Regions from separate parts of the Mus musculus genome. Here region 1 is linked to region 2. Evidence: chromatin loops called from intact Hi-C (ENCODE). Cell type or tissue: heart. All regions are shown on one strand.

Region 1 (8,000 bases), 56 kb before region 2:
TTGGGAACTCCCCAAATTTCCTTTAAATAAAACACGCTTCAACCCTCATGCGGCGTTTAAGAACACAGGCATTTTATGGCTGTCCTTTCCACGCAGCCTTGGAATCTGTTCCTATTGACTTTTGAGGTCACTGAAACAAGTAAGGGTTTCCTATCTTTTCTCCCTTCCTTTTTAAAAAATAACAATGCAAAATTCATGACTTTTAAACTTAAAAAAAAATGGATCCCTGTGATTATAACTTCATCCAAGGGAGTTGTGGTCTTCTACCCGTTTTAATGATTTGGAAGGTTTCACAGACAACCTGGGTTTGGCACTCAGCATTCACAGGGTGGCTCAAAACCATCCGTAACTCCAGTTCCGGGGGTTCCAGCACCCTATTCTACATTCCAAGGGCACTGCACACACAATACAAATATGTGCACGCAGGCAAAACATTCGCACACACTAAAACCAAAGTCCTTTTTTACAGTTTATTTTTGTGGGTTGTTTTTCCTTTCCTTTGTTTTTGGGTCTTGGTTTTTTGTTTTTGTTTTGTTTTGTTAAGTTTTTTAAGACATGGTTTCTCTGTGTAGTCTTGGCTGTCCTGAAACTCACTCTGTAGACCAGGCTGGCCTCGAACTCAGAAATCTGCCTGCCTCTGCCTCCTGAGTGCTGGGACTAAAGGCGTGCGCCGCCGCCACCACCGCCCAGTTTGTTTTGTTTTGAGATAGGATTTCACTTCTTAATCCTGGCTGGCAACCTTCCTGCTCTAGATTCCTCAGAGCTAGCATTATGGGTGTGCATCACCAGGGCTGGCGTTGAACACGTTTTCCACTGTGTTCTTTTAAACCCATCCCTTTCTCTAGGTCTGTGTTTGAAGGAGAAAGCCTGAATTCTTTCTCTGAGAAACATAAGTTGGAGGTGGAGACTGGGGAGAGCAGCCGGGGACAGGACTCAGTATTGACTGAAGCTACCGAGGGGTGTGTGTTCAATTTTGGATGTGAGATTTTACTGCTACAAGCTAAAGGCCAACCATGGGCATCATGTGCTCCCCAGGGACTTAAGCGGTTATGACACAGGTTGGGTCAAAGCATAGAAACTTGGCAGGAAGACAGTGGGGTGGGGATAGGGTACCAGGGTAAGGAAGGGCTGGCTCCGAGAATCCCACCCACAACTCCCAAATGGACTGGTGCCCCAGAATCAGAGTCTCCTCAGGGTATTGCCTTGTTTTTCTAAGCAGTAAAGTTAATCACGAAAAGTCAGAGTTAGCTGGCTCTAGGCTGTGACCACCTTATCTTTCTGTCCAGTGGTTTTTTTTGATCTTTCCTGAAGGGAAACACTTTCCTGGACTGTTGGCAGGGCCAAGTGAGTTTACAAGTATACAATGGCTTAACACTTCCTCTTGTAAAAGTTGCTAGATTTAAGACTGGGCAGCTGACGCTAAGTCTGGTAGTGTGGGGCTAGAGAGAAGCTGGCAGAAGCCATGGTCAAGTGAACGTCATCGGGGAAGGAGGCACAGTGCTCTGGGGTGATGGGTAAGGGAAACCTCCATAGCAATTTTCAGCCAATAAGAAAAAGACACCAACAGTCTCTACTCGACCTAGATCCCAGATGTGCTCATGAGAACAGCTGCCTCACCAGGACAAAAGGCTAGAAGACTTGGCCGCTACTCAGCTGCAGTCCCTGGATGCTGCATCTGCTTCATCAAGAGTCCAGACAGGAAAGCCAGTGGAGATTCCCAAGGGCAGCGTCTCCATGCAAGACGGAGAGGGAGGCCAGACCTCAGACTACACTGAACCCTCTGGAGTTTGAGGAAAAGATGAACTCACACGAAGGAGCGGACATCACCAAGCCAATGACATCCACAGAAGGCAACAGTTCTCACCATGGAAGCCAGGTTCATGATGTTCTTCCAAGGAATCCTATCCACTCGTTGGCTGACTTCTGGCGAGATGTGCACCAGAGGTGTTCAGAGGCCTCACTGAGGGTGGCTGGAGTTTTATACAAACTTTAATTGGGAAGGAATAGCCATCCCCAAATCACTGGCAAGATAGGTACTGAGTCTTTCCTTTTTTTTTTTTTAACATCTTACTGAATTGTCTGGACTGGTACTGCAGCTGAAGACTCATGGTCCTCCACACCTTCTCTAAAGATGGTGCTGGACCTCTGGACCTTCACATGGCCCCCAATGCCACCAAACAGACTAGGACTTAGAGAGTCCTTGGCTTCTAGGTGCATGGCTTACAGCGCAGGTGGGCTGCTGGATTTGAGCTGAGCCCAGCTGTGGAGAAACACAGCCTGGGTTAGAGAGTCTGTTGAAGCACATTCCTCCTCCAAAGTCACACCTGACCAGTAGTCCCCTGGTCCTGTCACCAACAGCTAGGAAAAGCCACAGCTTTTAGGAGGAAATTCTACCCAAACTCCAGACATCAGCTGGTAGAGAACCTTGTCTGCTGTCTGGCAAATGCTAGTGTGGATAAGCTGTTCCCTACATGAGAGTCAGGGCTGGGGTGTGGGTTCAGCAGGGCTAAAATCCATGTGACCACACAGACCACATCTGGCGAGGATTTGGGAGATCTACGTGTTCTGTGGGAGAAGCTGGAAACACTTGAAAGGAGGGAGAAAGGCGAACACCTTGAGCCGTGACCTGTGAACGCAGCGTTCTTGTGCCACCCGATGCTCCCAGGGCCCTTCATGTCTCAGAGCTTCAGCAGATTCATTCAAGACAGGTTCACAGTGAAGTCAGTGGGGTCACGAGCCACCTAACCCACCAGCCAGAAAACCCAAAGGCATTTATGGGTCAAGATGGCACACAAAAGCCAAGCACCGGGGTAACCTCGTACTTGGGAAGATGGGGAAAGAGGATCAAGAGTTCAAGGCCAGCCTGGACTATTTAGTAAGACCACACTCCTCCAACCCCTCCCCCCCAAAACAATGAAACTGAAAAGTAATAAAGCTAAACAGAGGATGGGGTACAGAGCATCTGTGCTTGCCTACTTCCCCTGTCGGAAGAAGTGCAAAGGAAGAGAAAGTTCCAGAGCCACGGACTGGAAAAGATAAGCCAAAGGCCACAGGCACCACCCATTCAAAGCTGAAGAAGACCACTGAGAAAGAGGCAGGGAAGGGTCCTCCCTACCATGTGCCTGCAGGGGGCAGCAATGAGGAGCTGCCCAGCTTGGCACCCAAGATGAGCTTGTGGGTTGGGATGGTGACTGCAAGGTGAGATACAGCGCTGATTCTTGGGCCTCCTGCCCTCTCATTGCAGCCAGATGACTGTCTTGCCTCCTATTCATAGAGGACTCGCAGGGCACAGCCCAGGGACAGAAGCAAGGCAGGAGCAGCTTCAAGTGGTTACACAGTGATTCCTGAGACTGCCTGCTTCAAGGCCAGAACACAGAACTCAGGGGTATCTGGGTCCCATCCTATGGTTTGTGCTTGACACTAAGGCACCTGGCCAAGGGAGCATGTGGGGGTTAAAACCCATGCTTTGTCTTACCTGAGGGCTGTGTCTGCTCAGAGATAGAGAAAACAGCTGTCCTCTGCCAACTAAACCAAATATGGATGGTGGGTGGCTTCTGCCCAGAGGGGGACCACTACTAGTATTGCACAAGTGTACTACATGGGCTAACAGCCCTGTGTGTATCCCTCTTTTCCAGGCAGAGGAGTGGCAGGAAGCTCTGTAAGGAAATGGAATAAGCCCCAGAAGAAACATTTAACTACTGACATGGCAGCCTCTCAGAGCTAAGCCAGCTCACTGGGCGACACTGGACAGAACCTTACCAGATGGTTGTCAGAACATCCTGCCAGCTCCTGGGTGTATCGCCCTGAAACATGAGTAGATGCAGGTATCTGTGCACAATGTGAGAGACAGCGACCCAGCTCAACCGAGAAAAATGGACCTTAGAGGACCCAAAGGCACATCTGAGGGCAGACAATGTCCCCCCTCCCCCCAAACAGCTGCGTCAGCCACAAAGAAGACTCACACTCCTGAACCAAGAACAGGAGGCTACACAACAAAACTCAGAGAACAAGGAAGAAGTCTTAGAAGCTAAAAATAAAACATTCTTGGAAAGAGAAGATGGAGCAAATCCCCTCAGAAGCAGATACAGACAGAGGTGAGGGATTTAAGAGACAAAAAAACGTTAGAAGACAAGCCAGGGAGGCCCCATACTGGGGCAGCCAGGGGCTCAGAAAGAAAGAAATTGTAAGAGGATTTAAGGAGTTTCCCATGAGGACCCAGAATAGGTGCCACAGCAAAGGACAGGACACACTCAGGTCAGGCCACCAAGAGAAAGGAGACTGGGGATGTCAACCAGGGAAGGGAGAGTCCTTGTCTTGTACAAAGGCATGGGGCAGAAACGGCATCGGAATCTTAAGTCTGCCACTGGAAAGCAGCAGCAAGGGCTATGTTGCCACCTGCGGAGCTACACCCAGCCACACAGTAGGGCAGGAGACAGACATGTTAAGTCATGGAACAAAACAAAACAAAACAAAACAAAACAAAACTAAAGCTTTTTATTTCTCACATTCCATTTCTCGAAAAGTTGGTGAAAAACAGACAGAGGGGGGGGGGACACAGAAGGAAGAGGAAGAGAGGACACAGAAGGAAGAGGAAGAGAGGACACAGAAGGGAATAGTAGGAGAAACAGCTGAAAGGTAGACAAAAGGGACTATGACCACAAATGAGCCTCAGGGGCAGCTGCCCTTGTTTCAAACCTACAGCACTTTCTTATTTAATAGATGCTAACTAAGCAAGGCTGGAGACGTGATTCAGTAGTTAAGCGCACATGATGCTCTTGCACTGGACCCTGATTCAGTTCTTCATACCCACAGAGGGGATCTGATGCCTTCTTAGGGCCTCCATGGGTACCTGCATTCATGCGCGCGCGCGCGCACACACACACACACATTCACTCACTCTTTAAAAATAAATTTTTTAAAAGATGTCGAGTGACCAACAGCTTGCCAGCAGCTTTCCATAAGTGGTCTCTTCTACATGCCCCTACACTCAAGTGAGATTATTTTTCCCTTTCAACTAGCAACTTCCTGCCAGTTTGAGCCGAATGATGCTTGGGCATCTTGCCTGTAGTAGTTTTAAAGGCTGTTCTAAGCCACAGGAGGCGAGAGAAGCAGTATGCGCAGACTTCGGACCAAGGTCTAGACCCATAAAATAAACGATTCACATCTGGGCCAGCTCCTCTTTGGTACCTCATCTGGGCAAGGACCCTGCAGTGTGCGAGGTCATAAAACATCACACATAAAACCTTTATCATCTGTACTTTTGAACTTCCAATGGGACCAGGGAGCTCATTAAGTCGTTCACTTTCTTTGGAGCTTTGGGCCTTTAACCTGGAAGTGTTCCAAGCCCCCAACCTCTCTCCTCTTAGAAAGCTTCAATTCTTTTTTGGGGGGAGGGGGAGGCAGACGCCAATCAAAATGGCTGAGAAGCCAAGTTTTTAACTGTCCTGACTCAATGTGCTATGTAAATTGTCTGAGTCGTTGGTTTGCTTAAGGAGAATGACTCCTGGGTGAAGAGCAGCGTTCATGTCAGATGCAAGATGTGATGCCTCATTCCCATTGTATCCATGGAAACACACCTCTGGAAGTGACTCTGAGGGTCTTTCCAGAAAGAGGCAAGGCTTGCCCTGAATGTGGGCAGCACCATCCCCTGGACTGGGGGTCCCAACCTGAACTAACACACACTCTTTCCCCCCTTCCCCTTCCTCTGCCTCCCGATACAACATGACTAGCCCCCTCACATTCCTGCTGCCACGATGCCCGCTGTATGATGGATCGCATCCTGGAGCTGTGAGCCCCTAGACCCTCTCCTTTCTTCTTAAGTTGTTTTCTCAGTTGCTTTGTCACAGCAACAAGAGTAGTAACCAACACATAAGCCTTTACAGCCGTCAAGAACATTCTAGAAGGAGCCCAGGCTAAGCTTGGAGGTTAATAAAAGGTCTAAAAAGGACGGCTGTGTTTGAGTGAGGACATTTGTGTACCTGGCTGGACGTTTTCTACAAAGAAAAAGCAATAGTTCCAGACTCGGGGGCCAAGTGGCCTGGGGGCTAGTGACCAGTCTGTGATAGGCTGTGTGACCTTGGCCAGCCTGTTCTGCCTCTCTGAGTTCAGAGATGCTCCCTGAGGCCCATTCTGGACTAACGGTTTGTGGTTTTATAAGGGCTGCCTAGTGTGTTTTTTTTGGGGGGGGGGTTCGAGACAGGGTTTCTCTGTGTAGCCCTGACTGTCCTGGAACTCACTTTATAGACCAGGCTGGCCTCGAACTCAGAAATCTGCCTGTCTCTGCCTCCTGGGTGCTGGGATTAAAGGCGTGCGTCACCACGCCCTGCTAGTGTGTGCTTTTTGAGAGGGATAGCAAGGGCAAGAAGAAGCTGGAGCTTTGCCAGACTTGAGCCTTCGCAAAGTGGACAGGGGACACTGGGGTAGGTAGGGGCCGAGGAAGACAGGAGGGTGAGAAAAGAAACCTTTCTCTTCCTGCAACCTGCCTGCCCCAGCCTATACCCTGGTCCTTTCCAGAAAGCCTTTGCAAGATCTCTGTTTGGTTGACCGCAAAGGATGCTGGTGCCAAGGTACGAATGCCTCCTGAGCCCAGAAACCTGCAGAAACCCTCCCAGCGCCACCATTTGTGGGAGCTTATTTTGGCTGGGCCACTTCCAGCCCCCTGGGGCAACCTCATGCAGCCCCTCAAAAAAGACAGGTTCCATACAGAAGACTCAGCAGAGGAAGGGAGAGTCAGGGCTACCCCAGTCAGCCAGAGCCTTGCTTTGCATGCAAATCTAGACTGGCTTTCATCTGATAGGAGGTCCTACTGATGGGCAGGTTTTAAAACTAGAGCCGTACCTCAATTCAATCAATAAAAAGGCGAATTAAAAACGCAACCCTCCAAGAACACCAAGGTGAAAGACGAATGGGTTGTAGCTCACAACAAACCTGGCAGAAACACCCTCTTCTTTGGAGTCTGCCAATGGCCGGGTGTAATTTCCAGTGAACGGGCAGGTATGTGCTGTTTAAGTCCCCAGCAATGGATGACCAGGCTGGGGCAGGTTATCGCTCAAACACTCACACTTGAAGGCAAACAGGGTACCGTTCTTCCTACCACAGACTCCGCTCTTTCTCAGAGTTGGGCAGGCCCTCCCCTGAGATAAAAGGAAGTAACTCAAGCTCCTCCAGGACCTTAGGAACCTGCATGTGCACATGTTAAGACCCAGGTTTGGGGTACACATTAGTAAGGACTCGCATCTGACCAAACAAGGCACATAAGGAGGAATCGCGTCCACAGATCCAGCCTCAAACCTGAGCTGGGAGCACACAGTCTGGAAAGAAAGCATGCTCTCGGGGGGGGGGGGGGGCTGGGAGGGGGGCTTAGAGAATCAGAGGACATGTGAGCAAAGACTGAACCGGACAGCAACAGGGGGTGTGGGGCCTGTGCTCCCTCTGCCGTCTTCCATCTCTGCACAGGTGGCTCAACCCTGAACAGACAGTAAGATGCGGTAGAAAGACTCCGCCCTGGCCAGGGTCCTGTCTTTTTATTCTCCAGACACATGTTTCAGAGCCGGCTGACATCAAGCTGTGGGAAGAGCAGTAAGCAGTAAACGAGGAGCCAGAGGAAGAGAATGAAATATATCACGTCGGGCTGCTGTACAAACTGCGTCAGAGAGTCGTTGGGCGGGCTCTGGTTCCCCAGGGGCACAGCTTCTCCAGAGGAGTTGGTGCCAGTCCTGCAGAAGGAAAGAAAGGGACAGGATGGTTATTGGTGGGGTCCCTATGATTGGAAGACCATCCTGAACCTCAACCCCACAACCCATCCGCAGATAAAGGCTCCCATAATACATCAGGGAGGTCCCCATTTGTGTGTGTGTGTTCCAGGAGAGGGAGCTCCATCACCACTCCCTAACAGAAGGAGCCATGCCAACCATTTCACAAATGACCACAGTGACAGTCATTGGGCAGCAGTTGTCAAAGGCCACACAATTACTTCATGATAGAGCTGAGCCAGGTCTCCT
Region 2 (8,000 bases):
ATAAGATGATTCAGTAGTCCAGCCACAGGCAACAGGCTGTCAGGAATGGTGTCTCTCCTTTTAAGTCCTTACAACAACTATATTCTGCCCACAATGTCAGCAGCTTCAGCAAATACTGAGCTGAAAGCTGGATACAAATGATGACGAATCCTGGACAGCCCAGGGTCGGGGAGCCACCCAGATCACCCTCTTACATCAGCTAGCTAGTCTCCAGCCTTGGAAGCAAAGAACGAAAGAAAGAAGGAAGGAAGGAGATCTCTCATTCGCAGGACTCGTAAATCCTGGATATTGCCTGGGGCCTCAAGAAACAGGGGGCTAAGCCAGCAACTCTGGACCATGATGCAGGGTTTGTATGGGAATAAGCAGGTGGGGCGGGTGGAATAGCAAGGACAGGCACCAGGAGAGGTGGCAGGGACCGAGAGACCTTGAAAAGGCATTAGAGGCTAGTCCTCAGAGACGGCACAGGAAGTCTGTTCAAGGGACCCCGGGAAACCAAACGCCCCCCCCTGACCTCCAGATTGCTGAGTGTTCCTTGCTGTTTGCCATGTGGTGAGGTTTGTGCATTTGGTATGCACAGTGAGCTGATCTCCTGTCAGGAAAGGAGGCGAAGGCCACAGCCGATGGCATCTTGGTTTTCAGGGGATGAGAATAAAACACTTCCGCCATCTTGCATTTGGAAAAGCTTTACAACTGCATTTGACGGCTATTTTGTGGATGGAATCTCATTATTCCACTGGGAAATGACTCTTGTCTCAGAGCCAGTAAAATATATAGAGTAAAACGGGACTTGACTTCTACTCGAGGAGGCTTTTCACTGTTTTTTAAAAGAAACAGTGTGTGTGTGTGTATGTATATATGTATGTATACATGTGCGTGCATTGGTATGCATGCATATGTGTTTGCGTGTACACATGTTTGAGCACTGGTGCACATGAATATGTGTATGTGTGTATACCTGTGTGTGCATTGGTGGGCATGCATATGTGTATATGTGTATTCATGTTTGAGCATTGGTGCACATGTATATGTGTATGCGTGTATATATGTGTATGCATTGGTGCACATGCGTATGTGCACATGTGTGGCAGCCAGGGTTCAACATCAGGTGTTGTACCTTGTTTTTTGGGGTTTGGGTGTTGTTGTTGTTTAAGACAGGTCTCTCACTTTCTACCTGGGACTTGACAATATGGCCAGGCTGGCCAGTGAGGACCCGGGGATCCCATCTCTCTCTATCTCAACGCAGGGATGACAAACGCACACTACCATACCTGTCGAGTTTTTTTTTTGGTTTTTTTTTGGGTTTTCTTTTTTTTTTGTAAAATGTGGGTTCTGATAGATTGAATTTGGGTTTTCACGCTGACAATATCAAGGCCTTTGCCCCCTGAGCCAGCCCAGTCTCTGCACTCTTTAAAACACATTTGCTCCAAGCTTCTTTGGTTTGGAATACCTTCATTTTCATAAACAGAACACATCTATGATAAAGAGGACCTTGAATGTAAACTTCAAATCCTCTAAGAGCCTCGGGTACGGAACCCAGAACACGTGTTTAAGTTGTGTGTACTGTGAAGGCATGTGTGGAACATGTGTTTTCAGCACGCCATGTGCATATGCATTTCTGAGATGTATGTTATGATCTCCACATCACATAGGAAGAACCTGAGACTGGGACCTGCAAGGGAACTTAGTGCCCAGGCCCACACAGGGAAAAACTCCATTCAAAAGGTCTTGAACAGATTCCCAGTTGTTGGAGGGATTGGTGTCACCCAGAGGATCTTGGGCTTTTCCTGGCTGACAGTCAGTCTCTCTGTCTCTGTCTCTGTCTCTCCCTCTCTTTCTCTCTCCCTCTCTCCACTTCTCAGCTCTTAGTTTCATTAGGAGCAGCTGGGTGTCTTTTGAGACACATTCTTCTGTTTATTGCAGATTGGGGGGGGGGAGGTCCCAATCTCAGGGCCAAAGCTGTCCCCATGCTGGGAAGAGCTGTCTGCCCTTGGCCCCTGCAGAGGAGAAGGATTAGCAAGGCAAAGCCCAACTTGATTGAAAAATAACTTCCCTCCAGCCTGTTCTCTGGCCTCATTTCTCCTCCTTCAAGCCCTAGGCAACGATGGCCATGAGACCTAAGACCTGTGGACTCAGGGTGGTCCTTCTTTCTCCGAGAGACCGGAAATTACCGAAGGAACTCCAGGGGTGCTGAGCAGGCCATCTGACGTGGCAGCGGCCACTAATTAATGTTTTTTAAAGTTTAACAAGCAAATCAGGCAGGTGTGAGAAAGGGGTCAAAAGAGCGGGCATTCTGGAACAGGGTGGCCCAGCTGCCACCCCTGGCTGGCTCTGTGATGGTTGGCAGGTTGCTTCCCCTCTGGGTCCTGGCAGTGCTAATGATAGCCCCGGAACATCAGGGAATAGTCAGAGGGACAGAGAATGAGAGCTGGTGCCTGCAAATGGCTCAGAATAGGCACACAGCTGAATATGGAGAGTGACTGGCCCAGCCCTGGGCCTAGCCATTGCCTGTGTAGCCACCATCCAACCAAAGGCCATCCCTTCAACCTATCTGGGTGGTGAAGAAGTGGGTATTTCTTGAAGAGAAGCTGGGCCTCCACCCTGGCTAATCTTAGTCACATCCAATGACAAGTTCTTGCTTTGGGTGGCTGATCACACATAGGGCGACTGGCCATTCCAGAAAGATCAACTATATGCACAAGGATGGAGGCTTTGTGTCATAGTCTTGGTGGGTCTGGAGTGACAGTCAGTCTGTCAAGCAAGCCTTAGAGGCAATGCCCTGATAACCTCCAGTGACCCTTCCCTGCTCCCTACTCTGCTGTCACATGTCGATGGCAGAAGTACAGTATACCTGCCTCATAGGAAGAGACAAGGCAGACCTCTGTTGGGCTCCTCCCTGTGTCTGTTCCATGACGTCACTTTGGCTCGATGGAACTTTCTCCCTTCCCTGTGAGGAATCAGGGCAGTGAGGTGGAACTTTCAGTCCTTCTAAAAGCATTTGTTAGCTGAGGCTGATGCCAGGAACCTCTCTGTCGGGTCAGAAATGAGGGTGGTGTGTGGAGATTGCTCTGAACCAGGACAATCTGGTTAACTCTAGCCCAATCCCGGACACAAACTTCCCCAGGGAGCACACCTACAGAAACCACAACCACTAGGATCGGAGAGAAGAAAGGAGCTAAGGATGGGACTCTCCGCTGCCCTGAGTGACAGATGGGACCTAGTGGGTGCCTGGGTACCACATCTGAAAAATGAAAGCCACAATGCTCACTTCTTCAGGCTGGGACCTACCCAAGACTCACCACTAGGGAGCAAGAGTACACACAATTTAACTCCATGGCCTGGGCACCCTGCATAATCCTTGTGACATCTACAGGCTGAGGTCAGCTTGGAGGTGACAATTCTCCCTACGGAAATGTCATGTCATGTATTTCACCCACCACCATGACAAGGATGGACAGGATGCTCACTGGCAGGTGGGAAACTGAGGGCAGTCTCACCTCGTCTCGTCCTGTTACATCCGAGAATGACCTGGCTGACAGTTAATACAGCTACCCAGGCCCAGGCATGTGCAAGACCCAAAGCCACACTATGAGACGAGCCTGGGACTCTGCATGGTGACATCATACGGTAGACTCAGTCTCATAAGAGGGCCTGAAAACCCCCTTCCCAGCACCACCGTCAGCTAAGCCTTGGGCAGGAGCTTTTGTGCCCATCCAGGTGATGGGTGACTGTCACAACTGTCCTCTCCTTCTCAGTGAAACACATGGGTACGCTGGACAGATCTAGCACGGTGACTCACGGTCGCCTGAAGACTGAGCAGTGCCCAGCACACACTAGGTAGCTATCACAGTAGGCGGAGACATGTTCATCAAAAACAAGTTTGCCTCCAGTGTCACAGATGCATCATGGGTAACTTCAGCATAGCGCACATTAGGGACTGGTTAAAGCACATTTCTGTCTGTAAGAAGCCTCTAGGAGATCCAGCTAACTCCTGACTCTGTTCTGTTAGGATGAGGTTCAGACTCAGTTTCAGGTGCATTTCCTGTTCAGACCAGTGGTGCTCCTGAAAGCCTGCTGCTCTGGCTTTAGGTATTCCTACACATTTCGTCGTTGCCCGTGAGCTTCGTTTCAGTGTTGATGCCTTTCCTCTTCCATTAATTCTCACCATGTAAATTTAAATCAGCTAGTAATACATTAAAAATAAAACATTGGGTGTGTTGAGAAAGCTGCACTTGGGGCTGGCTGCAGCTGAGTGAGGATTAACACACACACACACACACACACACACACACACGCGCGCGCACACAAGCACCCACGCACACACGCTACCTCAAACACCCACCAGCCCCCTTGGTGTTCACTGTGTACTATAAGCCACACGCGTCCATATCTTGAGATGAACAAATCTAGATACCGAAGCTTCAGATGGAAGGAACTGTGTGTGGAAACAGGGTCTTGAACAAGGTGGTTAAAGGGTTAAAGACAGAAAAGCCTGCAGGTGGCTTGAAGCCAATGTGACTAGTGACCTAAGATGGGGCACATGGTCACAGACAGATGTCAGATCATACAGGACACCTATGTAGAGAGGAGGCGAGGACACAGCCAACCGGAAGAAAAAAGAGAGGCCCTCAGCAGACCCTGACACCATCAGACTTATCTCAGACTTTCAGCCTCCAGGGCTGAGAGCCTGCCATGCCCATTTCTAGTGCAGAGGTCCCCTGGCTCTGTGCCACACCCTTCCAGGCGCACAGCCAAAGCTCTTTTATGGCTGAGTGTCATGTTTATCTTAGTATTTATAGATTCCTTAACCACTTAGCAGGTGTAAAACTAGGTAGTTCTTTTTTTTTTTCTTTTTTTTTTTAATTAAAGAATTGTACCACTGTCGGAAGGGGCTGGTCCCACAGATCCAAAACTATAGGATCTCCATGACACGGGGCAGGCAGCAAGAGAGTATCTGAGAGGAGTCCCAGTGAGGTTCCAGAATTGATAGTGAAGCAGAAGCCAGAGGCCTCGCTCCAGACCCAGGAGTCATTGCAATGAAGATTTGCAAACGAAGAAGAGTGGACAAAGGGGTGTTCTGTGGGACACACTGTGCCACAACGAGATTTTTTTTCTTTTGCTCTGTTGGGGGCTTTGCAAGGGTGGAGGGTGGGTATGAGGAGAAGGGAGACGATTGGAGTGAAATTCACAAAGATCCATCAAAAAAAGTTAAAAGAGAAAAAAACAGACTCACACCACTGAAGACATTTCTGAGTGTTCTGCCCCAGCCGTCCTTCCCCAACTCTCATTTCCTCTCTGTGGTGACTTTTAGAAGCAAATGTCACAGCAGAAGTGGGGGTCCTTTGTTAAGTGTGTCATCAGGCCAATTCCTTGAATACTAGCTCTTTTAACCCTACAAGGCATTATGACCCTGGCCTCTCTTTACACAAAAGTCTTACCTATGGACGCACAGCCCCAGGTGGGCAGGACAGAGACTAGAGAGGCGTTCTGTATGTGTATGTGCCCATGTGTGCACATCTGTACACATGTGTATAGAGGCCAGAGGTCGGTGTCCTGTGTCATCTCCAGTCGCTTTCTACCTTACACTTCTGGGGTTCCCACGAACTTACCCACTCAGCTGGACTGGCTAGCCACTGAGCCCCAGGAAATGGGCACGGCATAGGGATGTATGTCCCACCACCCATAAAGCCAGGATTACAGGGATGCAATGTTTGTTTTTAATTAACATGAGTTTTAGGGGATCAAACTCAGGTCTTTAAGCACTTTCCTGATTGAGTCTTCTCCCTAGTCTTGAGCAGTATTAGAAATAGAAATAGAAATAGAAATAGAAATAGAAATAGAAATAGAAATAGAAATAGAAATAGAAATAGATAGATAGATAGATAGATAGATAGTGTGGGTGTGTGTGCGCCTGTGTTTATGTGTACTACCTGTGGGGGCCAGAAGAGGGCATAAAATCCCACAAAGCTAGAGTTAAGGAGGTTGGAAGCTGCCTGATATGGGTGCTGGGATTCAAGCTTGGCACCTCTGCACGAGCAGAAAGTGCTCTCAGACACGGAGCCACCTCCCCAGCGCCTTCAGCAGTACTCTTAATCATTAGGATATACAGCGGCTATACAGGGGGTTAGCAGATACAGTCAGCGCATGGGCCACGGGCCATGTATGCTCCACAACAGCTATGAATGCAGCCCAACACAAATTTATAAATGTGTTTAAAAGATTGAGGTTGGCTTTGCTATTGTTTTTTGTTGTTGTTTTGTTTTGTTTTGTTTTGTTTTGTTTTTACAACTCAAACCACACAGCTTAAGTATGAACGTTGAAGATGGCAATGTCACTTGGAACATCAAAAAGTTTTGGGCATACCCTGCTAAAGGAAATGATACCCCTTTATTTTTGCTCCCCATGGCTAGCCTCCAACCAAGACCCCAAGAACCCATTTGGACCCAGTCAGGAAGAGCATCAGAGAGCTGCTCTCCACAGTAAACCCAGCTTTAGTCTCAGGAGCCCACAGCTGGCCAGGGCTTATGAAGGCTTCGTGGGGCCCAGGGATCCTGTTCTGTTAGCAACAAAGACAGAGGAAGCGAAGGCACCAAGCCAGCTTTGGCAGCTCAACATAAAGACAGTGCTAAACACCATGCAGATTCACTCCCAGCACCTCTGCTAGGACTGTGGCACATGGTGTCCCTGTTGGGGAATGAGCCTGCTGGGACAGCCCTCCAGCTCCCGGCCAGACCCAGCAGGGACTCCTTGTCTACCTCCTTCTCTCTAAGATCCACTCATCATAGAAGGATACAAGCATAGAAATGACCAGAAGGAACCCCAGGACTCCTGCCTGGCAGGAGGCTCCTCAATTACTCCCTTAAAAACCAAGCTGAGCAACATGGGCCGTGCTAGGCAGGGAAATCAACAGATGGGGGAGGGGTGTCACTGGGCGCAAAAGGAATCAGACACATGAGCCTCTGGTGCTCCCTGGGGATCAGTTGGGGCAGGGGTTTAAAGCCTAGAGGGGGTCCACAGGTCTTAAGGACAAAGAAGCCTCCTTAAAGACTGTGTCATCTCCAGAGAGCAGAAAGTGTGTCGCTCGGTACATTCTAAGTCCTAAGTGTAGAGCTCGGTACCTTCTCCATCCTCCATTAGCTCATATTCCTTGTAGGTATGGAGAAGGAGGGACAGACACATCCAGGGTGGGGCCATTCTGGTGAGAGAGCCTTGCATGCCACCCAGTGGATTCTTTGGATCGCAAACAACACAGGGCTACTGCATAGATGCGATCAAGTCCACACTGAGATGAAGTTACTGTAGAATTTGGGGAGTCACAGAAAGTTAAAGCTAGAATAACCAGATGACCCACGCATGCTCCATCCATCCAAGTCAAACATCACCCAGGCGCCTGCTCAAAAGAGGGATCTTCAATACTGCTTGGTTCCTGCTCCCATTTGCTCCTGTATGAAGAACGGATTTGGGGCTGGTGATGTGGCTTAGCGGTAGAGCACTTGTCTAGCATTTACAAGGCCCTGTGTTCCATCCCAGGTACAGAAAACCACCACCACCACCACCACCACCACCACCACCACCACCACCACCACCACCACCACGAACAGACTTCAAGTGTTCTCCGAGAGGTGAAGGACACAGCCTGAGAAAGACAGTTTGTTCTTTGACACGGACCCAGCAGGTGCCATGGGAAACACTGTGTTCAGAGAATAATTATCTGCTCAAGTGTTCATAATATTTTAACAAGACCTCATTAATTCAAATTAGTCTTCTCTTTCAAATAGCTTGCAGAACTTAAAGGGGGGCAGTGAGGAGAGGAACTGGGCAGCTGGCCAAACTCTCCCATCAGCTCTGTCTCTATCTTTAACGGCGATGGCGTGTTCACAGTCCCTTCCTTGGGGGTCTCCTCTTTGCTCCCTGCCTGAGGACAAGGCTGCCCAAGCTACCCAGGCTGCGGCGTGCCTTATGGTACACTGTGGCCCCACATTCTAGGCCACACACTAGTTCTG

What was found. Peaks named below come from ENCODE experiments on the same cell type or tissue, not always from the same donor. Only the 100,000 strongest peaks of a DNase experiment are listed, where the experiment ranks them.
Region 1: it touches region 2 in a loop (2.0-fold over the local background); 8 of 42 quality-filtered maps call a loop at or near these places.

The regions. Positions count from the first base shown.
Region 1 is chr12:104,764,249-104,772,248 of GRCm38, forward strand. Clmn (calmin) reads right to left here. Exons shown (of 14, transcript NM_053155.2): 14 at 1-7,715. The coding sequence ends at 7,544. Among named protein-coding and RNA genes, the nearest start is that of Dicer1, 16 kb to the left of the region's middle. In heart, CTCF peaks have their summits at 3,120 (motif pointing right) and 7,865 (motif pointing right); DNase peaks (open chromatin) are centred at 1,063 and 1,693; H3K27me3 peaks cover 420 bases.
Region 2 is chr12:104,820,090-104,828,089 of GRCm38, forward strand. All of the region lies in intron 1 of Clmn (calmin), which reads right to left. Among named protein-coding and RNA genes, the nearest start is that of Clmn, 41 kb to the right of the region's middle. In heart, no CTCF peak of the experiment used is centred here; a DNase peak (open chromatin) is centred at 4,712; H3K27ac peaks cover 2,335 bases; H3K27me3 peaks cover 61 bases.